Linked DNA regions of Homo sapiens: region 1 is linked to region 2. The links are chromatin loops, found by intact Hi-C in ENCODE. Cell type or tissue: HepG2. All regions are shown on one strand. Links, peaks and the distances in the headings refer to the core of each region. The heading gives the core; the rest is flanking DNA. Region 1 overlaps NALCN-AS1 (NALCN antisense RNA 1). Region 2 overlaps NALCN-AS1 (NALCN antisense RNA 1).

Evidence for each region. A loop is a pair of places that touch in the nucleus more often than their neighbours do. Peaks named below come from ENCODE experiments on the same cell type or tissue, not always from the same donor. Only the 100,000 strongest peaks of a DNase experiment are listed, where the experiment ranks them.
Region 1: it touches region 2 in a loop (7-fold over the local background); 2 of 110 quality-filtered maps call a loop at or near these places.

Annotation. Positions count from the first base shown.
Region 1 is chr13:100,728,044-100,740,732 of GRCh38, reverse strand. NALCN-AS1 (NALCN antisense RNA 1) reads right to left here. Exons shown (of 8, transcript NR_047687.1): 2 at 105-176. Among named protein-coding and RNA genes, the nearest start is that of NALCN-AS1, 26 kb to the right of the region's middle. RefSeq lists an enhancer at 1,887-2,532. In HepG2, for the core only: no CTCF peak of the experiment used is centred there; a DNase peak (open chromatin) is centred at 6,272.
Region 2 is chr13:100,802,145-100,814,833 of GRCh38, reverse strand. The region is part of intron 2 of NALCN-AS1 (NALCN antisense RNA 1); the gene reads right to left. Among named protein-coding and RNA genes, the nearest start is that of NALCN-AS1, 100 kb to the right of the region's middle. In HepG2, for the core only: no CTCF peak of the experiment used is centred there; a DNase peak (open chromatin) is centred at 6,303.

The sequences.
Region 1 (12,689 bases), core at 2,870-10,869, 74 kb after region 2:
CATTCACACATAAAATGTTTATACCCAAGTAACCTTCAAATATTTCAAAAAGCCCCTTTCTACCCAATACTCAGAAAGCGCCCAAGGAAATAAATGCAGCTTACCTTGGGCTCCCAAGGTAAGGCATGGATTCTGGTCACTGGAGAAGATTCCCATCTGTCACCATCCAGACACATCTGTGGCAGGGAGAATCCCTGAGTTCAGGAAAAGACAGCAAAGACATGCCAGAAATAATATCGACCAGGATTGACTCTCTTTTCAAATCAGAAAAGAGCCATAGGACTTAGAACCACAAGGGATTCTAGAGATGGTTTTCCTCACTTGTATCCAAAACTATGTTCTCCATTGTCAGTTCTTTCTGGGAAATGATTTTATACAGAGGATATCAGATTTTTTTTGTTTTACTCAAAACTTCTCAGGGGGCCGGGCATGGTGGCTCACACCTGTAATTCTTGCACTAGCACTTTGGGACGCCAAGGCGGGCAGATCACTTGAGGTCAGGAGTTCAAGACCAGCCTGGCCAACATGGTGAAACCCTGTCTCTACTAAAAATACAAAAATGGCTGGAAATCACTTGAACCCGGAAGGTGGAGGTTAAAGTGAGCTGAGATCGTGCCACTGTACTTCAGTCTGGGCAGCAGAACGAGGTTCTGTCTCAAAGAAAAAAAAAAAAAAGCCAACAACCACTTCTCAGGAGGCTTGTATACTGTGAGTCTTTAAAAGGTATGTGTATAACTACCTTTTCCAAATCTGATGTAACTATAGAACTTTTTTTGAATGGAACACTTTTTTTTGTTTTTGTGGGAAAATATATATACATTAAATTTATCATCTTAACCATTTTTAAGTGTATAGTTGTGATAAGCATATTTATATTGTTGTGAAAACAATCTCCAGAAATTTTTCATCTTGCAAAACTTAAACTCTGTATCTGTTAAACAAAAACTCTGCATGTCTTCCCCTACCCCTGGCAACTACCATTCTACTTTGTTTCTATGAATTCTACTACTCTAGGTACCTCGCACACATGGAATCATAGAGTATTTATCTTTTTATGACTGGTTTATTTTATTTAGCATAACGTCCTCAAGTTTCATTCATGTTACAGCATTTGTCAGAATTTCCTTCCTTTTTAAGGCTGAGTAATATTCCATTGTATGAATATACTACATTTTATTTATCCATTCATTCACTGATGGACGTTTGACTTGCTGCCACCTCTTGGCTATTATGAATAATGCTGCTACAAACACAGGTGCACAAATATCTCTGCGAGATCTTGCTCTCGATTCTTTTGGATATATACTCAGAAGTGGAAATTCTGGATGCTTTGGTAATGCTATGTTTAATTTTTGAGGAACGACCACATTTTTTTCCATAGCTGCACCGTTTTACATCCCCACCAACAGTGCACAAGAGTGGAACTCCATTTTATTTTTTATTTTTTATTATACTTTAAGTTCTAGGGTACATGTGCACAACGTGCAGGTTTGTTACATATGTATACATGTGCCATGTTGGTGTGCTGCACTCGTTAACTCGTCATTTACATTAGGTATATCTCCTAATGCTATCCCTCCCCCAACCCCACGACAGGCCCCGGTGTGTGATGTTCCCCACTCTGTGTCCAAGTGTTCTCGTTGTTCAATTCCCACCTGTCAGTGAGAACATGCAGTGTTCTTTTTTATGGCTGCATAGTATTCCATGGTGTATATGTGCCATAGTTTCTTAATCCAGTCTATCATTGATGGACATTTGGGTTGGTTCCAAGTCTTTGCTATTGTGAATAATGCTGCAATAAACATAAGTGTACATGTGTCTTTATAGCAGCATGATTTATAATCCTTTGGGTATAGACCCAGTAATGAGATGGCTGGGTCAAATAGCATTTCTAGTTCTAGATCCTTGGGAACTCCTTTTTTAAAGAACACTTTAATTAACATAAAACTTAATAAACACCAGTCTAGTCCAAATCCACCCTTTTAAAATGGAGAAGTAGAAGCTCATGAGGGGAGGGACTTGTGCAATATCCCACAGCTCCTCAGTGGTGAGTCAGCCAGGGGCTTGCAGGGAAACAGACCACTCAGCTTCAGTTATGGAGAGAATTGAATATCGGAATTGCTTACAGAGGATGGGCAGCACTGCAGGGTGCCAATTAGGGATATAAAGACACTCAGGAAGAGCAACAGTGAGAAACACTTACCACCCTTTGGCCTAAAGAGGAAAAGATAGAAAACGGCATAATTGAACCCAAGGAAACCTAGCGCCTTGAGGGCAGGTTGCTCAGCAGGAGCTGTCCTTGGAGGATGTGGTCGCCACCAGAGCCACAGCACAGAAGAAGCAGGTAAAGAAATACCCCGATTGTTCTCTCCTTCTGGCCATTGATCTCCTGCCTGGCTAAACCAACCCAACGCCAGAGGGCAGGGGAACAGAGAGCATATACGGCTAAGTCCCTGAGTCCCAGAGAACAGAAATAGGTGAGGAGGAAAGATAAAGGAGGGAGGCTGGTGTTGGATGGACAATCTGGGGTGTCTGACGCAGAGGGTGTCTATAGGTGGTTTTCTACACTCAGTGTTTGTCATAGAAAATTAAAAATTTAGAACGTTTAGAGCCAGGCCTGGTGGCTCATGCCTGTACTCCCAACATTTTGGGAAGCTGAGGCTGGCAGATAGTTTGAGCCCAGGAGTTCAAGACGAGCCTGGCTAACATGGTGAGACCCCTGTCTCTACAAAAAATACAAAAATTAGCTGGATGTGATGGCACATGCCTGTGGTCCCAGCTACTCAGTAGTCTGAGATGGGAGGATTGCTTGAGCGTGGGGAGTCGAGGTTGCAGTGAGCTGTGATCGCACCACGGCACTTCGGCCTGAGTGAGAGAGCAAGACCCTGTCTCAAAAAAACAAAAAACAAAAAAAAAAGAAAGAAAGAAAAAGAAGAAAGAAAAGAAAGAAGAATGTTTAGGACATTAGAAAAAAGAAAATAAAAAAATTACCAACAATCTCATCACTCACAGAAACCCAAGTTAACATTTCTGTTTCCAGTGTATAACGTGTTGAAAGATGATATTGACATATGAAGTTGGGCCTGTTTTCACCGCTGTGCAACGGCAGCTCCAGAATGTCTACAGAAGGAACAAAGTGGCTGAAAGAAAGGACTAGACGTGAGTCCTGACATCACACTTACAGAGCAGGCACACTGGTTTTAATTGGATTGCGGGTTTATTTCGAGACCTATCTGGAGCTGCCAATGGAGACAAAAGGCTTTATCTTGAAGCTGCCATGTGCAGAGAGGCCTGCTCGTTTATTTTGGTAAGGTTCAGGAAGAAGGTGATGATTTATGTGGCAGATGAAAGCTCCCCTGCTCAAGGCACCCCCTTGACAATGCTGTAAAAGAACTAATATGAGGGTTCTTGGGGAAGGGAGATAATATATTTTACATGTAGAAGAATGTGAACCGTGGTGGCCAAAGGGCAGATTGTGTCACATTATGTCTTCCAAACATCACCGCCACAACCTGCCCCATCCCACTTGCCCTTCTGGCAACATCACCTTGACACTTTTCTTGTGGTGGTAGTCTCAGTCCTCTCTTCTCGAATCTGGACAAAACTTGGGCTGCTGTCACCAGTATAATAAGTGAAGCGACTATGAACTTCCAAGGCTAGTTCTTAAAAATGCCACACACTCCTGCCTTGCTGTCTTGGGACGCCAGTGCTTAGAACCCAGCCACAGTGAGGAAGCCCAAACCAGCCCATGTGGAGACGGCCCATGGAAAGGACACCTCTAGGCGTTTAGGCTGATAACTCAGCTGATAATGAAAGCTACTTGTGGTTTATTCTCTGGATTTTTCCTTGCCCACTCCAAGATAAGCCTTTGTGCTTTCTTCCCCCATGAATAGAATCAGAAGTAGATAGTTCTCAAATCCTATCACTCTTTTGGAGATTACATCCTGAGGACAGAAAGGAAAACAATTGGTGTTTGGAAAAGGGAGAGGGGACATAAAAGGAATGACCATATATAAGGGAGAGTCCACCATACTAGAAAACTAGAACAGGGGTAAGCACAGGAACTTCTAACCCACTAAGTCCCTCAAAATGGCCAAGGATGGTGGCCAGACCTTAGGGGAAATGGCTGCTTGTTGTATAGACAGCGATCGGAGTCCCAGCCCAGGACACTGCTTTGGCAGAGATTTCTGGATCCATGATGGCAAAGAAGGTGCAAAACTAGCAATGGGCCTTGGTGATGGGTTTCTCACAGGTAACCAGGTCAGGCTAGAGGTCAGCTTCCAGGATAACTATTCCTGCTTATGATACCCCAGGACCTTTCTATATAATGGGGTACCCCCAAATGACTGAATTTTTTGCCAATGATGTAAGATGGTGGCTTGGAGTTTATTTTCATTTGACATTTAAAAAAAATGTTCCAAAACAGATTACTAATCCCTCCTACATGACATTCATAGAAATCATTAAAAAGATATAAAAAAGTAAACACGTAAGGGCATAGTCATGATTGGAAAGAAGAACACAAACTCTGGATGAACCAGAACGATACAGAATCTCTTTTTTTCTTTTTGAGATGAAGTCTAGCTTTGTTGCCCAAGCTAGAGTGCAGTGGCACCTTCTCGGCTCACTGAAACCTCCGCCTCCCAGGTTCAAGCAATTCTCCTGCCTCCATCTCGCGAGTAGCTGGGACAACAGGCGCATGCTACCATGCCCGGCTGCTACATTTTGTACTTTTAGTAGAGACGGGGTTTCACTATGTTGTCCAGGCTGGTCTCAAACTCCTAACCCTGTGATCTGCCCACATCGGCCTCCCGAAGTGCTGAGATTACAGGCGTGAGCCACTGTGCTCGGCCCAGAATCTCTTAAAATTGGAAAGTAGGCAGGCATAAAGAAGAAAAACTGCAGCCTAGCTGGGAGTGGGAGAATTCTGCTGTGAGCCTCAAGGGGTGCCCCCGACCAAGAAGGGGGGATCCAGAAAGAGGAGGAGGAACTCAGAGTGGCCAAGGTGAGCGCAGCGTGGTAGGGCAGCCTCCGGGCAGGGCACCTGCACCCATGGATGCAAGTGTATGCCTTCCCCAGAGCAGCAGGTACAGGAACTCTGGGAGCAAGAGACGCAGCGCAATGCCCCAGATATGCCTGCCTTCCCCAGAGCAGCAGGTACAGGAACTCTGGGAGCAAGAGACGCAGCGCAATGCCCCAGATATGCCTTAAAGACCCACTGTGAGATGTCATCTCCTTACACACCACAGGAGCCTCTGCCAGGCTCACTAAAGCCAGTGTAAAGCAGCAGCAACAATGGCAGTTCCCACCCCATCTCAATCATCTGCGTGAACTATTATAGCAGATCTTCTAACAGGGAAACTTGGCATTGATTTACATAAGCAGAATCAAATATTCCAGCAGATCCAGCATCAGAAGATAGAAATAAGTGAAAAAGGAAAAACTTTCATTAAAGAAGTAGGTTGGTGAATAGAAGCAGTGTGTGTGTAAGTGTGTGTGTGTGTGTGTGTGTGTACATGCACATATAAAATATCTTTAAATATTTAAGGACATAATGTGTGCGATCACAAGAATAGAAAGAGTCTGGGCGTGGTGGCTCATGCCTGTAATCTCAGCACTTTGGTAGGTCAAGGCAGGAGGATCGCTTGAACCCAGGAGTTCAAGACCGGTATGGGCAACAGAGCAAGACCCCATCTCAAAGAAAAAAGAACCAATCAAAACTATTGGATGAACATTTTAATTGTTGAAACTTAAAAACCTAGTACGTGGGTGAAAAACAAAATAAGCACAGCTGAGAGGCAAATAGATTGGAAAATGGAACCATGGAATTTGCTCAAAATGACACAAAAATTAAGAGATTTGTAGAATAAATCTAGTTCCAGCATCCATGTAATAGGAGTTACAAAAGAAGAGCCTGGAGAAATTAAAAGTAAATAAAATTTTAAGAAATAGTTGATTAGAAATGTACAGAATCGAAGTAAGACATGAGGTCTCTGAAAGAAGCCATCAATACCCAGCAGGATAAATATTTTTAAAATTATCCAGACACAGTTGAGAAGAGAGAACATTTGCATCCACATGGCTTAAATATTAGGACCAAGGACAAAGACCACCTGTTTCAACATAACTTAATTATTTGCTCCAGGAAATCCTTGCCCAGAAAGATAAAGCTGTAAACCAATAAATAACTGCTATTTACTTTAGGAAATTCCTGCAAACCAGTTTGTCTGGGCAAATAGTTTGTGCATCTGGCCAGTTTTCCTCACAGGACAGCCATGTTTTCATCTGGGCAAAGAGCTCTTTTATCAAACAGTTTACTTATAAATATTTGCTTTGAGCCCCTAGCTTCACTGTGGCCACAATCCTAAACTATCAGTTACGAACTTTGCTCATCCCAGTCAATTCCCCAGCTTGAAAGAACTGCCTCAAATCTCATGAGCTCAGACACCAAAATGCTATAAATATCCTCTCCTTACTTCTCCCTTTGAGCCATTGCTAAGGTCTCAAAGTGATGGTCTCCCTTACAGTAAGTTTAATAAACTTAGCTTTGCTTTATCAAAAGGTTATTTTGATAGATATTTTGGGAGTTGACAGTTGAAAATCCATGAAGAAACTTCAACATTAAAATAAAAAGAAAATCCTTAAAATCTTCTGGGGAAGAATAAACTGGTTATTGACAAAAGAAAAATAATATGGTCAGGCATGGTGGCTCATGCCTGTAATCCCAGCACTCTGGGAGGCTGAGATGGGTGGATCACCTGAGACCAGGAGTTCGAGAACAGCCTGACCAACATGCTGAAAACCCGTCTCTACTAAAAATACAAAAATTAGCCAGGTGTGGTGGTGGGCACCAGAAATCCCAGCTACTTGGGAGGCTGAGGTATGAGAATCGCTTGAACTCAGAAGGTGGAGGTTTCAGTGAGCCATTGCACTCTAGCCTGGGTGACAAGAGTGAGACTCCATCTCAAAAAAAAAAAAAAAAAAATCTGATTGACCTCAGCCTTCTTGACAATAACCATGGGCACAGGGAGACCTTGGAGCAATTATCTTCAATATCTAAAGGAAAATAATTTTGAACCTAAAATGTTCTAGCCAGACAAGCTATCTTTTAAAATTGAAGTCGGCAAACTATAGCCAATGGACCAGCCCCATTTTTACAAATTGTTTTGGAATACAGTCACACCCATTATTTATGTAGGTATCATTTGTGGCTGCTTTTGCACTACCTTGGCAGAGCTGAATAATTACAACTGAGACCATATGGCCACAAGTCTAAAATACTTACTATTTGGACCATTTAAAAGGGCTTGCTGACACCTGCTTTAAAATAAAGACATTCAAAAACTAACAGATGCTGGCGAGGTTGCGGAGAAAAGGGAATGCTTATACACCAATGGTGGGAATGTAAATTAGTTCAGCCACTGTAGAAAGCAGTTTGGAGATTTCTCAAATAACTTAAAACAGAGCTACCATTAGACTCAGCAATCCCACTATTGGGTATATGCCCAAAGGAAAAATAAGTCTTTTTACCAAAAAGACACATGCGCACGTATGTTCACTGCGGCACTATTCACAATAGCAAAAACATGGAATTAACCTGGATGCTCATCAACGGTGGACTGGATAAAGGAAATGTGGTACATATACACCATGGAATACCGTGCAGCCATAAAAATAATGAAATCATGTCTCTTGCAGCAACCTCCATTATCCTAAGTAAACACAGGAACAGAAGACCAAATACCATGTGTTCTCATTTATAAGTGGGAGCTAAGCATCGGGTACACACAGACATAAAGATGAGAACAATAAACACTGGGGACTACTAGAGGGGGGAGAGATGAAGGGGGCCAAGGGCTGAAAAACTACCTATTAGGTACTATGTTCACTACTTGGGTAAGGGGATCATTTGTCCCCAAAACTTCAGCATCACTAAATTTACCCATGTAACAAACCTGCACATGTACCCCTATATCCAAAATAAAAGTTGAAATTATAAAACTTTCTAAAATTAAGATAAAGACATTTGCAGATACGTAAAATCCCATAAAATTTACTATCCAATGATCCTCCTTGGAAGAATTACTGAAAATTATGGGGCAGTGGGAGGGACGGTTCCAGAAGGAAGAGATGACAGGTATAATGCAATGAGCTATAAACACAATAGTAAAATTTATTTTTACATTAAAATAAGTAGTAAATGTTTAAGCTTTATGTTTTGACATCCCATGCAATGTTAAAAGCAATGGAAGCAGGTGAGATTTTAAGTAGGGAAAACTAAAAGGTCAGTAAAGTTTTTCTTCTCAGTGGGACTGAGGAAAGCAGAGGAAAAAGATAATTGCAGACAAAGCTTATTAATTCTAGATAATTTCTAGGTAATTATTAATTCTAGACCATGTTAAGTATTTAAGTATTTGATATAAAATATGTACATTTCCAACTTACAGAAAGTAAAAGTGGAAAAATGAACCACTAATTAAAGGCAACTAGAAAGCCCAGTAGGAGAACACAAATTAAGAAAATAAGAATAAACCCAAACATACCAGTGAATTCCATAAATATAACTAAGGGACTTAGTTCATGTATTAGTCCATTTTCACACATACCCAAGACTGGGCAATTTACAAAAGAAAGAGGTATAAAGGACTTACAGTTCCACATAGCTGGGGAGGCCTCACAATCATGGTGGAAGGTGAAAGGCATGTCTCACATGGCGGCAAGGGAAGAGAGCTTGTGCAGGGAAACTCCCATTTTTAAAACCATCAGATCTCGTGAGACTTATTCACTATCAAAAGAATAGCAAGGGAAAGAAGCGCCCCCATGATTCAATTACTTCCCACCAGGTTCCTCCCACAACACGTGGGAATGGTGGGAGTTACAATTCAAGATGAGATTTGGGTGGGGACACAGTCAAACTATCAGTTCAACCTTGTGTTGATGATGTGTATACTTTGTGGCTGGCATTATTATAGGCACTAGAGACACCACTATTGATGGCTGTCATGAAGCTTACACTTTAGTAAGGAAACAGACCATCAACCAATAGGTATGTTAGATAATCTCAAATTTAGGTTTTAGAGAGAGAAAAGGCAGAGTTAGGGGCTGGAGAGCAATATAGGTTGGTCAACTTGGAGGCTATTTTCTTAGTCTAGGCAATGTGATGGGGACTTGGATTAGGGTGGTATTTGTAGAAGCAGTGACAACTTACAGAACTGGGAAGATATTTTGCAAAAGATGACAGGATTTGCTGATGGAATCTATGAGAGGTGAGGGGGAGGTTAGGTTAAATTGGTGAAGGGGATCAGGACTTGCCACCCCAAAACATGCCATTTTGGCATAAAAATTATTTTGAGCTGAAGGCAATTGAGAATGAACAGGTGCAGGGAGTTCTCTGCCATCCCCCATCCACCTAAAAATAGGGCATACATTTCCCTTTGTAAAGGTGTCCCCCTCTTCTGTCCCAGGAAGAGGAGAGTGACTCTTATCCCCTGAGATGGAGAGGTGGCACCGAGATGAGTCTGCATAAACACAACTTACTAAAATAACCCTTTTCTTCCATTTGTTTCCCTCCATATATTTCCTCGTCATTTCCCTACAATTTGTTATCCCTTTAAGCCCAAAGCCCCTTTCCTTTATCAAAATGATATTCAGGCCTAGTGTCTGACCCCTTCTTTGAGTTTTACTTCTCTTCTCTCAACTCCCATACACGTAACTATTAATACAAATTGTGTCTTTTGTTTCTTTAATTCACGGGTCCCCATCACTAAACTTAAGAGGGTAGAGGAAAATTTTTTCCTTCCCTACAGCATATTAAAAGGAATATTCAATTTAACATTAAAACACATGCACACACAAACACAAAATCAACTACTTATATCCAGTTTATAAGACACAGAGTATAGTAGACACTTGGGACTCCACCCAGACCCTTTTTCAGCCTGGTGAAGCCACCCCCAGCTGCTGTGGGTATTTGTTCTTAAAGTCTCATGGGCTGCCTGCCTTCTCTAGAGAACTGCTGACTGCAGCTGTCCCACCAGGGTGGTTACCCAACCAAAAGCCCTCCAGGTGGCAAAAGAGGAGCTGTCTTTAATGGTTAATCATGTCATAGGACACCCTGATAGGATCCAATTTCTTTCCTGCATTACACACATTTCTGTCAACTATTATCTTGTAAGAAAGTAGAAATGTTGAGCCCTGTTGGGATGTCCTGATTTCAGTTTAGAGTGGAGTGAAATGGTGGAGTAAAAACTTTTATCTCCATTGCCACATCATTCTGAACCATTGTGAAAGGATATTCCAATCTCGAAGAGTCCTCAAAAGAGCAAAGTGAAGAGAGCATTTACAAGAAACATTGAATGCAAGAAGTACCTTTTTTCATTATAATATTTTTAAACATAAACAATTATTTTCAGCTGCTCTCAATACTCATGCCTACGATATTTTAACAGCCAGAAAGAAAAAACTTTCAAATAGCATAAGCAGTAAGAGTCAGTGATGTTTTTGTTTTGTTTTGGTTTTGTTGTTGTTGTTGTTTTTTAGTGTAACCAAAGGCTGGTTGCAGGACACACGCCTGTAATCCCGGAATTTGAGAGGCTGTCATAGGAGGATTGCTTGAAGCCATGAGTTTGAGACCAGCCTGGGTAATGTAAGATCTCATCTCTACAAATTTTTTTTTTTTTAAGATTAGCCAGGCATGGCGGCACGTGCCTGTAGTCCCAACGACTTGGATGGCTGAGGTGGGAGGATTGCTTGAGTCCAGGAGTTCGAGGCTGCAGTGAGCCATGATCACACCACTGCAGACCAGCCTGGGCAATGAAGCAAGACCCTGTCTATAAAAATAAATAATATAAACAGAATTTTTCTGGGAATAAATTTTTGACATATTCCTTACAAACTCACTGATAAAACATTAATATGATTTCTTGCAGATCAGCAAGACACTTAAATAATAAAATTTTTTTCCGACCATAGTCTCTCCTCATGCCAGTTTATCACATAAAATATTTTATTTTCCACTTCCTATTAAATGAATTAAAAATAAAATGGATGCTGTGCCCTATCTCATTTTAGTAATAGACCATATTGAACTATCAAATTCACTTCCTATTGCTGTAATAACAAATTATGACAAACTGAGTGCCTTAAAACAATGCAAATTGATCATCTTGCATTTCTGGGGGCCAGTCTGAAATGGGTTTCAGAAGGCCACAATGTCGGTGTCTGCAGAGCTGCCTTCCTTCTGGAGATTCTAGGGGAGAATCCATTTTCTTGCCTTTTCCAGTGCATAGGGGCTGCCTATGCTCCTTGACTCATGGCCTAATTCCTCCACCTTCAAAGCCTGCAACGTGAGGCTGCCCTTCTCATGCTGCTGTCTTTCTGGTTCTCTCTCTTCTTTCTCCCTCTTCCACTTATCAGCATCCTTGTCATTACACTGGGCCCACCTAGACAACCCAGCCTCATCTCAAGTTCAGTTGACTGGCAACTTTGATTCCTTCTAAACCCTAATTCCCCTATGCCATATAACTGAACATATTCACAGGTCCCAGATACTAAGATACAAACATAATTGGGTAGCTGGCATTTTGCCTATCACAACTATTAAGAAACAATTCTAATAAAATATAGTTTTAGGTTTATTATTTATCAAAGTTTGTAATATATTATTCCATATTAATATATTAATATATTATTTTGATCAATTATATTCTAATTTAACTTATAACTAAATATAAAATAAACTTCTTGTCACTAAAAGCCTGATATTCATAAGAAATAAAGCAAGATTTTTAATCAATAGACATAATTTTACTGCAAACAAATTTAATGGAGTGAGTACTAAAGACTTTCAAGCATAAAATTCCATTATATTTACTAGATAAAATTCTATGGGAGAAGTAGAATAGAAATTCAGGCCAAGGAGAAAGATGAAATATACATTTTCCCAATGTTTAGGAAAGGTTTTTTGTGTATACATTTGTAAAATATGACAGTGTATAACAAATCTCTATGGCATTTAGGTTCCATTGGATATATTTAAAAGTATAATTGACAGATTTGCTTTAAAATGTTGATACCATCAAATCTCACCAACTATTGCTGAGCAAAAGAAGTCAAATGATATGATTCATTTATATACTCAGGACAGTCCTCCCTGTGATCTTGAACTGACCCAGTTCTCCCCCACCTCTCACCCCTACCCCCATTCTCACTTGTAGTTCTCAAGAACAGCTGTAGAATGTGCTGGGAAGGGGGAGCTGGCGAGAACAGCCCAGACTCTATTCACGCCCCTACCCTAGAAACAAGATGTCCTTCAACACTTTAGCCCAGCAATTCACATTTCCCCGGGGCATAAAACCTTAGGTACAAAGCCCACGGCAGACTGCTTTTCAGGGTCCCTCAGCTGTAATAGAAATGGGTCATGCACAGTCAAGATTCCATCTGTCCTGGGCAGCTTTCCAGAGCTTGAGGGGAATGGCTTATGGTGGATCCTAGGCTTCTGTCGTCCCTTGCTGCCTATCTGTGAGTAATGAACCTGCTCTATGTAATTTGTTGTGTGTGGGGGGTGCTCTGTCTCACCAGACTCAGAGAAGTTGGTAACTAGGGCACTGTGAACTTATTTCACAAGATAAAATTCAAAAATAAGCAAACTAGTCAATAGTATTAAAAGTCAGGATGGGCCAGGCATGGTG
Region 2 (12,689 bases), core at 2,989-10,988:
GGAGTTCTTAAAAGTAGAAGGAGGAGGCCAGGCACCATGGCTCATGCCTGTAATCCTAGCATTTTGGGAGGCCAAGGCTGTCAGATCACTTGGGCCCAGGAGTTCAAGACTAGCCCAGCCAACATGGTGAAACCACATCTACTAAAAATACAAAAATTAGCAGGTGTGGTGGTGCATACATGTAGTCCCAGCTACTCAGGAGGCTAAGGCAGAAGAATTGCTTGAACCCGGGAGGCGGAGGTTGCAGTGTGCCAAGATCATGCCACTGCACTGAAACCTGGGCAACAGAGCATGACTCTGCCTCAAAAAAAAAAAAAAAAAAAAAAAAAAAAAAAAAAAAAAAGGCCCAGCTACTCAGGAGGCTGAGGCAGGAGGATCCCTTGAGCCCAGGGGGGTCGAGGCTGCAGTGAGTTAGGACTGCACCACCGAACTCCAGTCTGGGCAACAGTGAGGCCCTGTCTCAAAACAAAACAAACAAAAAAGTAGAAGGAGGAAAAAGAAGAGAATTAGAGAGAAAGATATAAAAAATGAAAAAAGAAAAAAAAATGTAAGTGAGAGATGATGGAGACCACGCTGCTGGCTTTGAAGATGGAAGAGGCAGCCACGAGCAAAGGAAGGCAGGGAGTCTCTGGACTCTGGAAAAGGAAAGACAGCAGATTCCCTAGAGCCTCCACAGCAAGGAGGCTGCCATCACTAATTCTAAGCCATGTCTGACTGCCGACCTGCAGAACTACAAGATAATACATTTGTATTGTTTAAGCCACCACATTTTTGGTAATTTTCCCAGCAGCCATAAGAAATTAACACAGTCTGGAGGAGCTAAGGATGCTATGCTGTTAGTTGTCCTGCACGTCAGAGTCAGGCTTCTTCAGAAGTCTACTAGGATACACTATAAGCCATCTCAGGGCAGGGACTATGGATGATATCTGCAAAGCTCTAGGAGCATCACTTGATTCTGTCTGTGGGACTTCCTAGGAAATTCGGCCAATGCATCAGACCACTAGGAAATGCCTCTAAGGGAAGAGGCTGTCCCCTCAAGACCCCTCCTCTGTCACCCCACCATCCAAATACAGGAGACTGGGATTCCAGCAACTAACCTCAGGCTCTGTCAGCAACTCAGAGCAGGTGGCACATGAGAGGATGATGGGTCTGCCAACATGTTACATACCTTGCATGTCCCTTGGGCTATGAGAAGTGAGCATAGGTTTCTTGCATCCTTTCCAGGAGTAAGCATGTAAGGGCCTGTGCCTGTGTCCCCCTGAGACAGGGGTCATTCAGGGTGGTTGCAGGAGAATAGAAAATTGCCAGCAGCAGTTTAACCTGATTAGCAAAAGGAAAACTGTTGAAGTAGCTGCAGAAGCTTGAGGCTGTAAGACTCTGCACAACCAGGGTGTGGGCCAAGCTAAGACTAAGACCAACTAGACCCAACATGGCACTGGATTTGACCTAGGTTTCTCCTAGGAGTTTGTGATACACTCATTAATATGCTAAATATATTAATATATTAAACACAGCCAGTGCTGTGACCATTCCGGGAAAACCAGTATTTGGTGTAAAAATGGGTGGCACCACAGTTCCAAGAAGTCTCCACCTTTTTCCAGGAATTGTCCTGAATATTCCTTTGTTTAAACAAACACATAAAGGCAGCAGCCCCAAACCCCCTTGAGCATGGCTTTCTCTTGAATACTCCTGCACTCCCCTTTCTTGAGTGTATACCTTTCACATTGCAATAAATCTCCATACTTTCACTACTTTACAATTCATCCTTGAATTCCTTCTCAAGATGCTGTCAAGAGCCTGGACACCGACTGGGGTTGAGGCCCCACTGGTGTTTGGGGACATCTCCCAGCCCCCTGGAATCCCTTTTTTCCCCCATCTTGGAGGCCTCAGAAACACACATGTGTTACTACAATTTAAAAAAAAAAAATTAGGTCTCCATTCACCTGGGTCCCTGTGGACCCTGGAACATGCAGCATGAGCTAGAAGTATACTTCTGCTGTGTTAAGCCACTGAAATTTGGGGATCATCTGCAATGTTGATGCATTTTATTGAATGAGGGTAGAGTCAGCTTTCATAATCTCTTCCAAAAATTCTACAATTTAACCACAGTTAATACTGTCACTGCTCAATTCTACTACTTACCAGGATTTTTAGAAATTACTTACTTAAGAAGGAGGCTGGCAGTTTGGAGCTCCATCTCTCTCAACAGTATTTTTGTCAGAATTTTAAGTCATGCCAATAAAAAACAAAAGTAAGGTGCTACTATAACATCAAGCCTTAGGTGCACATTCTGCTCTAATTTTACAGACCTCTTTTCCCCATGTTTGTAATGTGACCCACAAAATAAACCTGAGCTAGGAATTGTTCATTCTATCCTCATCTGAGAGCTAAGAGCACAGCGGTTCACAGAGACCATGAAGTGATAGAAGTAGGACTAGAACCCAAGTTCAAGGGGCCCAGAGCCCCCTCCTCTGTGCCTCACTAATAGTGAATACCTCAAGGATTATGTTTTCATCTCATTTCTAAACACCAGTGCCCTATACTTAACATAATAAAACCAGTGTAAGAACTAAAAGTGCTTTACACCAAATTATAGCAATATATCACAAAGCTTAGCATAACATTACGAATAGCTCATTGAACCAAGGCAGTTTGTTTGCAGAGTAAGCAAGCAGATTTTCTGCATAATATAGCAGTGCAGCTGGTAATAGCAGCCACTGAAATAAAAGCTGGGGCCGGTGGGGGCAGCCTCATTTAGGGACAAGTAGTAGACCCTAATGAAATTGCATTTTGGCCATATCATCCTCCTGAGAAAATTCCCCTTGAGGTTTTCCATTTGAATCCTGGGCATATTTATGAAGATCAAAGTAATGGCTTTTTAAAATTAATTACATGAATCTGTAGCTCAACAACATTGAGTGAAAGGCGGGTGTTGTACCCCATGCCTTGTTACAGCTGTACATCACACACATCAAAAGCCCAGGATGCCGGAGAGAGCACGTTCCCGGCTACATCAGCCCCCAAGCCGCCGGGATGAACGTGGAAAGAGTACAAAAGATCAGTCCCCAAAGTTGTTGTGACAGCTTAATTGTATTATAGTGCTCGGATAATTCCCATTTATTTGGCTTTTTCCTCAGAGCAAATGCTGGCCCCCCAAGCATAGCTATTACCAGGAGAATTAAGATTCACAACTTTGATGGGTGCTCTCGCTCGCTCCCTCTAATACCAGCCCTGCTCAAAAGTCCTGGTAATTGTTCTACCCCGATCAGGACTTCCCCCAGCCTTCAGCATGCCGAGACCCGACAGCAGCTAACTAATTGCAATTAAAATCTGCCACGTGAGTGGAAGAGAATAACATAAATTAATCAGTACATTAGCAGAATTACATTTAAATGTTCAAATGTGCATTCAACATAGTGGGACATTTTAAATTATAATGCAAAGTGCTTCATTATGGATGCTGATATTTTAATGAGGAAATGTGATGTTTGGTTAAATAGGAGTACAATATACAGACTTCCTTAAAATTAGCATCAATGATGCATTTTAATTCAAAAAACGAGTTGTGGTCTGTGTAATTCCTGCATATCAATGTGGAAAATTTGCCTGGAGCTGTGGAAACAGTTGAACATCTCATTCTCTGAAGAATTAATAATTTCAGCTGTACTAACTAGCACTTTATGTAAATTGTCAGATAAATCACAGCAATAAATAAAGGTTTTAGAAGAACAGAACAGTGTGCTTATCCTTAATTTATTCAATCATCAATTCATGTATACTGAAGCTAAGGGATATGAAAGATTCAACATACCAGGCAAAAAAAAAAAAAAAGGAAAAGAGAAAATGTCTTTTATAGCCACACAGAGACTCCAGAATAAAGATCCCATCCAATTTTACCAAAATCTTGCATGTAAAAATCACTCTATGATGCATGTAAACATAAAAGATAGATTAAAATTTATATTAAGTTTATTTTCAAGTACAGATAGTCAAGGCTTAGTAATCAACATCTACACTAGAGTCTCAAAAGTCCTCCTTATGAAATAAATATCTTACGTAATTGCATGAACATAGAGCACAAACAATACACGTATATCAAAAGGACTGTGTCAGGCTGTCTTTGTCATTTCCATGTGCCACTTTTGTTTATGATGCTGCAGGCACAAATCCTAAGAGACATGGTAGAAGGTGACCTAAATTGGGTCTGCCATTTCTGTCACTGGTTAGAGATGGGGCAACCTCAAAGAAGACAAAATCCTTGTCTTCTTCTTCTGGGCCATCTTCTGATTTTATTAGCAGCAAGATAAATTCTTGCTGGATTTTGTGATATAACAAAGCCACGGCAGGGCAGGATAGAGCAACGAACCACCACTGTTAGAGTATACACAAAAGAGCCTGGATTTATTTACAAGAACTCAAGTGACTGTGGATCTGAAATGATCATAATTAAACAATACAAAACAAGACCAAATTTTAATGCAAAGAAAATCTGTCTTCCATGATACCCATTAGAAACCCCACCCACCGTCCATTTATGTCCTGCTGATAATTCCCTGTTAAAATTGCCTTATTATACACAACTTTGCTCTTATTTAGCAAACAACAGAAGGTTTTGGTATGTTCCTTTCTTGGGTTTCAGGCGAGAGAGTTTTTCTCTTTCCAAAGCAATTTTTCTCCCTAAATAAACTGGTTCCTCCTTTGGAAAGAGATTCTCTCTCGGTGTCTCTGTGCTATGTGTCATCAGTCTGCCACTGCTGATGGGAACCCACCTTCTCCCAGGGAAGCTGGAGCATGACTTGGCACCCTGCCATGTATAAAGACACCCGTTCACTTTGTGAAAGGTGTCTGAATCAAAATGGAGCCACTAATGCTAAAATAAATCCTGACAAATAGAGCCAGGCAAGGCCATGAAGAAAGGGTTCTCCTGCTAGCAGTCCTGATAATGAAAAAGACCTGGGTATTATGCTTACTACCTGGATGACAGGATCAGTCACACTCCAAACCTCAGCATCACACAATATACCCATGAAACACACCGGTGTGTTTACCCCCTGAATCTAAAATTTTAAAGTTGAAATTTAAAAAAAAGACTACAAAAGCCACAACCTTGCACAAAGACCATCACAACCATACTCACAAAAATACTACTGGAAAGACATCTGCCCAGTAGCTGCCTGTCTAACCCCACACTGGCATCACCCCTGTTGATCCTTGTAGCCAAGAATAATTATTTCAAAACAATGATGTAATCCTCTTCATTTTTTCCTTTCAAAGCCTTTTTCTTCTTCTACCTCCCTGAATACATACATAGTATATTACGGCATTCATATTCCCGTTGCAATGCTCTCTTCCCAAATAAACATCTTTTCTTTTGGAGAATCACGCTCTGTTATTTAGTTTGACAACTTCTAAGCATAACCATTGACAACGTTGAATTTTACCTGAGCCCACTGATCCTGCAAAACAGGGACGGTTAAGAAATCCCCTTACTTTCTTGTGTTCCAGAAAACAGCTGCCTGCAAAGAACTCCCTATCCCCACAGGACTTAAAGAAGACTCATGAGTGTTCCCTTTGTTTTACCTAGGATGAGATGACACAGACACACCAGGTCCCATTCTTGGCCTCACAAAAGATCAGCTGAACTGCTTGTCCTCATGAATCAAGCGGAACAAAATGCTTTTTAACCAAGCTTGGGTCAAGCTGCTCGCCTTCCACAGGAACTTTGACCCACCCTCAGCCTGAGCAGCACAGAGCCACCCCTAAGAACAGGCTGACCTCAGAGTAGGACGTTCTCTCATCCACTAGCCTACCACTTCCCATACCCAGTTCCTTCCAGCCTTGTTTATTCCTCTCTGTAAAAGAAATCCCATTCTGCCTCTCTCTTGAGCTGCCTGCCAACCTTATGGTCATAGCTTTCTCCCGATTGCAATTATCCTTTCTTCTTCCCACTTTGCAGTAATCCTTTTGAAATATGGATTTGTTTTTTTATTTGACACCATCGACAGCCGGTGGTGTCTAAGTGCTGCAGCTCCAAGCACTATCAAAATCTATGCAAAGACATCTTATTATATCCCACATGAATTAAGATAACTCAACCCCAGAAGGAAGTGAGGCTACTAGAAACTGGTACCAACAACAGGATTTTCTTTGGGTACCATCAGAGCTAAAAGCTTAGCGTTTTCTTGGTCTGCAAACACAGAAGCCAACTAATTGCACCTAAGCCATTCAGTCTCCACTCACAATTGGACAGAGTCTGGTCCAAACAAAGAAAGGAATGAATGCGCCCCATCCCCTCCACAGCTCCTGTCAGGGTAACAATGAACCTTGAACGGTCAGAAGGGCAGTAGGCACAATAGGGCTTTGTATAAAAATATGACAAAGCCCCAAAGCAGCTGGGGGAACAATGATGTTGACAAAAGCTATCATTTCTTTAGGGTCCTAGGTCTTCCTATTAAAGTGTGAGTTACTAAACTTGCATTCATGTCTGCATTCATGCATATTACATTTATACATTATGTTTGTGTTTATTATATTGTATTTTTACATATTATACTAATATACACAAAAATCTTCTCAAGAAATAAAATGACAGTATTAGGCACATAATTTTAGAATAGAATAGCCTATCTCCTCCAGAAACTGCCTAAAGGGAATGAAAACCAAAGCTAAGAATGCTTTTCATACAGTGACTTGCACGATGACTGTGTCCCCTGGTTTGGGCTTCATAATGTTATATCATTTTCCCACAAGACTATATTTATTATGAGCTCCACTTCTCACCAAGAGCAAGAAATGATATTGAGCAAAGATGAAATAAGTCACAGCAAAATTGAAAACAGAGAAGTCTTGGTGTAGTTTATCTTTTCTCATCTTTCCAGTGGAAACGTTCTACCACATATCCCAGTTAAATAATCCAAAACAAAACCCGGTGTGGTCAAAGAAACAAAGGGAAAAAAACACTGGGTTCCATTTTCAGGACCCATGAGAATAGCAAAAGAGACATGACTGAGAGCTTCAGAATCTAGTGACAAATTGGCCACAGAGAGCAAAACAAGGCAAATAGTAAATAAGAATCAAATATCTAAGTAAAGAAACTTTTGTTGTGTGATGCTGAGAAAAGAGGCACTTCATGAGACTGTTTTACTTTAACTTCTTCTCAATCATTAAACTTCTTGTTACTGTAGCCATTTTAGTGATGACAGTAATATTCATTTTCTCCTCTCTCCTTTTGCTGAAGGAATAGGTAGTTACTTGCAGAGAAAAGGATAAAACTCTTTGATCTTTCTCAAGATTTGGAAAGTACCTAGTTTTACCCAATCAGGCAACAAAATTTTATAAATAAGATGCCAAATAATCCACAGAAGTGCAAAGTCCTGGTGACATTGGAGACCCTGATTCTAGCTGGTCCCCTGTCCAGATTATGGTCACATAAACGCTATTGCTGGGTTTAGTAATCAACATATACACTAGATGTATGTGTATTTCTCCTCCATTACATTCCGCCTTTTGGATAAACTCATTCTACCACTTATGTATGCCCAAGAGTCCTAATGCATACTTGCTGCAAAATCATTATTACAATGACCACCATCTACCAGCACTTAGTAGGTACCAGGCACTCTCCTAAGTGCTTTATATACACGACCAATCAAAGGGAGGTCTAGGCCAAGGGCAGTGGCTCACACCTGTCATCCCAGCATTTTGGAAAGCCAAGGCAGGCAGACTGCTTGAGCACAGGAGTTTGAGCCCAGCTTGGGCATCATGGCAAAACCCCCTCTCTACAGAAAAATATAAAAATTAGTTGGGTGTGGTGGCATGTGCCTGTAGATCCAGCTACTCCAGAAGCTGAGGTGGGAGGATCACTTGAGCCCAGGAGGCAGAGGTTGCAGTGAGCCAAGATTGCACCACTACACTCCAGCCTGGGCAATAGAGGGAGATCCTGTCTCAAAAAAAGAAAGAGAGAAAGAGAGAAAGAGAGAGAGAGAGAAAGAGATAGAGAGAGGGAGAGAGGGAGAGAGGGAGAGAGGGAGAGAGGGAGAGAGGGAGAGAGGGAGGGAGGTCTAACCATTCCCATGAGGAATTTGAGGCTTAAAGAGGTTAAGTAAGTTGTTCAAAGTTATACAACTTATGAAGAGAGTAAGGATATAAACCCAGGATCATCCAGCCCTTCACTATTTGGCTACCCAGCTTCCCAGGACCCGGTCTGGGGACCTGCAGATGCCTAAAAGATGTGCCCCTTTGCTGTCCTCTCTGCTCTCCCTTTTCTCAGCTTCCTCGGCTGACTAACCCACCACAGCACTTACACAGACACCGTGTGCAGCAGGTTGCATCGGGTGAGTCTTAGATTAGGATCTGCCTCAACTCTCTGGTGGACTTCACACCGCTCTGCACTAAGCCATTAGGTATAGTTTAGTGGTCAGAGGACACTTCCCTCCCCTCTATTTGTAAGTTCTTGTTATAAATACCTCGAGGTCCTTTCCTTGTGTTCTCTATAGTAATGACACAGAGAAAAACAACAGTAAGCAGGAAGATTACTATAAGCAAGCTATTACAGATTGAACTGTGTCCCTCAAAAAGATATGCTGAAGTCCTCACCCCCCACAAGTGTGAATGTGAGCTTACTTGGAAACAGGGTCATTGCAGATATAATTCGTTAAGCTGAGGTCATACTGGAACAGGGTGGGTCCACAATCCAAAATGACTGTGTCCTTATAAGAAGAGGAGAATGTCGTGGAAAGACCTCAGAGACACAAGGGGAGAGGATGACCGAGGGAAGAGAAAGGCAGAGGCTGAAGTTATGCAGCCGCCAGCTGAGGAACACCTGGAGCCACCAGGAGCTGGAAGAGGCAAGGAAGGACCTTCCCCTGCAGGTTTCAAAGGGAGCAAGACCCCGCCAGCACTGACTTCACACTTCCATCCCCTAGAACTGTGACAAAGAAATGTTTGTGGTTTTAAGCCATCAGGTTTGTGGTACTGTGCTCCAGCAACTGCTGGAAACCAACACACAGGGTGACCCAGAGAGGTTGGAGGCAGATAAATTGGTTTACAGGCTTTTGTCTTTGGTAGTTCCAGGCTAAGAGGCCCCCAGCTCTGGGCCAGGGTGGTTGTGGGCAGTGAAAGCAGATGACCTGTTGACTAAGAGGATTTCTTCCCATTAAATCATTAAGGAAAATCTCCTCTTTAATAGTAACAAATAGAAACTAACAAGAGCAAGCACTTGAGTTAAGAATTCCCTGGAATTCAGACTGGAGAGCCTCTGTCAACCGCTCTCTATCTGCAAAGATAAATAAATACTGCATTTGCTTAGCTTCTGTTCCCGAAGGAAACATAATCATGTCCCTTAACGCGTGAGATTCTGATAAAATTTTAAAACCAAAAGAAATAGAATCACAGGAATTAGGAAATTCTATCTAAAAGTCTTATATATAATAGTGACATAAAATAAGACCCTGAGGAGTTGGGTCTCAAAAAAGCTCACCAAGCCAGATGGACACAGGGCAGGTCAGCCTCCAACTCCAAGTTCAATGCTATTCTTAATAAATAAAAAGAGGATTTGAAAATAGAAATGCATGAGGGTAGACCATTAGGCTTTATCTCAGGGTGGGACAAAACTTATAGAATTTCCTTGCTCTAACAAGAAGTCCCTCTAACAAGAAGTCCCTCCTCACTCTCCCTGGATCCCTGGAGGGATGGAGGTGAAACAACTCAGGAGGAAGAAGTGAGAAGTATTTTGTTTCCTTTGGGATAGGGGAGTGAGTCTCACCATATTTTCAGGGGAAGTAGTAACACCTTGTGTTTCTAATGTGTGTGCGTATATTTTAGTTTAATCTTTATTATTCAGATATGGTAAAATCAACAGACTAGGAGATTATCATTGAAAAGATTGTTATTCTCCCAGTTCCCAAGAGCTGGGGGCCCATCATGCCATGTGGGATCCCACGAGAAAGCTCCCAGGTTAGGAGATGGAAGGAGCGAGAGGAAAACGTGAGCAAGAGCCTTTATTGTGTTTCCTGAGGGAAGGACCATGCAAGGCAGAGTAAACTGCCATAGGGTTGGCTAGTTTGAATTGTTTTCAGCAGGCTGTGGGTCCCAGGGGTTAGTCCACTACCTGGCCCTGGGTGATGAGGGCACAGTGACCTGCAGTGTGAGAGCTCAGGTGTGGGGTGTGGGCTCTGGATTGGTTGGTTGGCCTATGGAAGGTGCATTCACAGGTGAGTCATTTACCATCTCTAGGAACTGGCTCACCCTAGGAGAGGCAGTGTCAGTGTCTGTTATAGGAAAGGTGTCCCGATACAGACCCCAAGAGAGGGTTCTTGAATCTCACGCAAGAAAGAATTCACAGCCAGTCTGTAGAGTGAAGTGAAAGCAAGTTTATTGAGAAAGTAAAGGAATAGGGCCAGATGCGGTGGCTCATGCCTGTAATCCCAGCGCTGTGGGAGGCCGAGGCAGAGGGATCACCAGGTCAGTTCAAGACCAGCCTGGCCAACATGGTTAAACCCGTCTCTATTAAAAATACAAAAAGCAGCCAGGCTGGTGGCATAGGCCTGTAATCCCAGCTACTCAGGAGGCTGAGGCAGGAGAATTGCTTGAACCCAGGTTGCAGTAAGCAGAGATCACGCCATTGCACTCCAGCCTGGGCGACAGAACAAGACTCCGTCTGAGGGAGGGGGGAGAAGAAAGAAAGTAAAGGAATAGAAGAATGGCTGCTCCTTAGATAGAGCAGCCCCGAGGGCTACTGGTTGCCCATTTTTATGGTTATTTCTTGCTGATAAGCTAAACAAGGGGTGGCTTATTCATGCCTCTCATTTTATAGACCATACAGGGTAACTTCCTGACATTGCCAGCTTTTGTAAATTGTCATGCCACTGGTGGGAGGGTAACAATACGGGTCGTGCAACCAGAGGTCACTCTTGTCGCCATCTTGATTTTGGTTTTGGCCGGCTTCTTCACTGCAAGCTGTTTTATCAGCAAGGTCTTTATGACCTGTATCTTGTGACGACCTCCTATCTCATCCTATGACTTAGAATGCCTTAACCATTTCAGAATGCAGCCCAGTAGGTCTCAGCCTCATTTTACCCAGCCCCTACTCAAGATGGAGTTGCTCTGGTTTACAAGCCTCTGACATCTCTAAGGTTAGCAAGGCCCCCAAGATGTCAAAACTTCAAAAATACATAAAAGAAAAAGGCACGGTTAATATAACCATCTAGACTTCCTGATGGGCTCTCAGGTATCAACCACTTGGCCAACCCGAAAACAAAGTGGGGGGCCCCAAGGGGAGCAGTGAGAAGTGAGTCAGGAAAGGTAGAAGGCCCTGAGTCTTTGGATGTTGGATCCCTCAACCTCATCCTGAGAACACTCCGGGGACGGGGAAAAGCAGAGCCTGTGTAGGAGCAAAGGTGTGCAGGGCAGGGCAGGAAATCTTGTGGGAATCTGGGTCTGGGTGACAGAACCCATCCCAGTGCCCTTGGGAATAGGGAAGTCTGGGAAACAATCAGGGTTGACACCCTCCAATTTGTTAAATGACTCAGCACCGTGGTGAGAGGTGACCTGATTACCAAGGCAACCATCTGAGAACTCTCAAGTCAAAAGAGAAGCTGCATCCCCCATATCACTCAGTACAGGTAAAATGGTATTAATATGAACATTTTCACCATCGTAGGCCCTCCGGGACGGATCAGAGCAATCACATAATGAAATATAAAGATTGGTTCATTAATGATTAAGAAGTTGGTTTTTTAAAGACTTTGCTTCCTCAATTTTATTTATTTTTCTTTTGTGAGACAAAGTCTCCGTCACTCAGGCTGGAGTGCAGTGGCATGATCTGGGCTCACTCCAGCCTCAACCACCTGGGCACAAATGATCCTTCCACCTTAGCCTCCTGAGTGGCTGGGATCACAGGCCTGTGCCACCATGCCCAACTAATTTTTAAATTTCCTTGTAGAAGCAGGGTCTCACTATGTTACATAGACTGGTCTCAAACTCCTGGGCTCAAATGATCCTCCTGCCTCTGCCTCCCAAAGTGCTGGGGTTACAGGTGTGAGCCACCACACCCTGCTGGTTCCTCAATTTTATTTTTTATTATTTATTTATTGAGACAGAGTCTCACTCTGTTGTCTAAGCTAGAGTGCAGTGGCACGATCTTGGCTAACTGAAGCCTCCACCTCCAGGGTTCAAGCAATTCTCGTGCCTCAGCCTCCCGAGTAGCTGGGATTACAGATGCATGCCACCATGCCCAGCTAATTTTTATATTTTTCTGTAGAGACGGGGTTTCACCATGTTGGTCAGGCTGGTCTCGAACTCCTGACCTCAAGCGATCCGCCTGCCCTGGCCTCTCAAAGTTCTGGGGTTATAGGCAGGAGCCACAGCGCCCAGCTTGTTCCTCAATTTCAAATACCTTTATATTTAAAATATTTGTATTGGTTGGATTAGAAAGCCCTGGATAATTGTCCATATCCTTGACATGGACAGGAGACGAATGTTTTTACCCTCAGGATAATCGGTCATTTCAAAATCCTGAAACACTGTTCCTGTACTCCTACAGGGAGCTCCACTCTCCCCTCCACTCCCTTACCACTGGTTACTGTGACCTCCCATGTGGCCCGAAGAACTTACCAGAACACCGTGCCAAGAGACCTGACTACATTTGAGCCTGGCCTCCACCTGTACCAAGTTGTGTCCCTAAAGCTGAC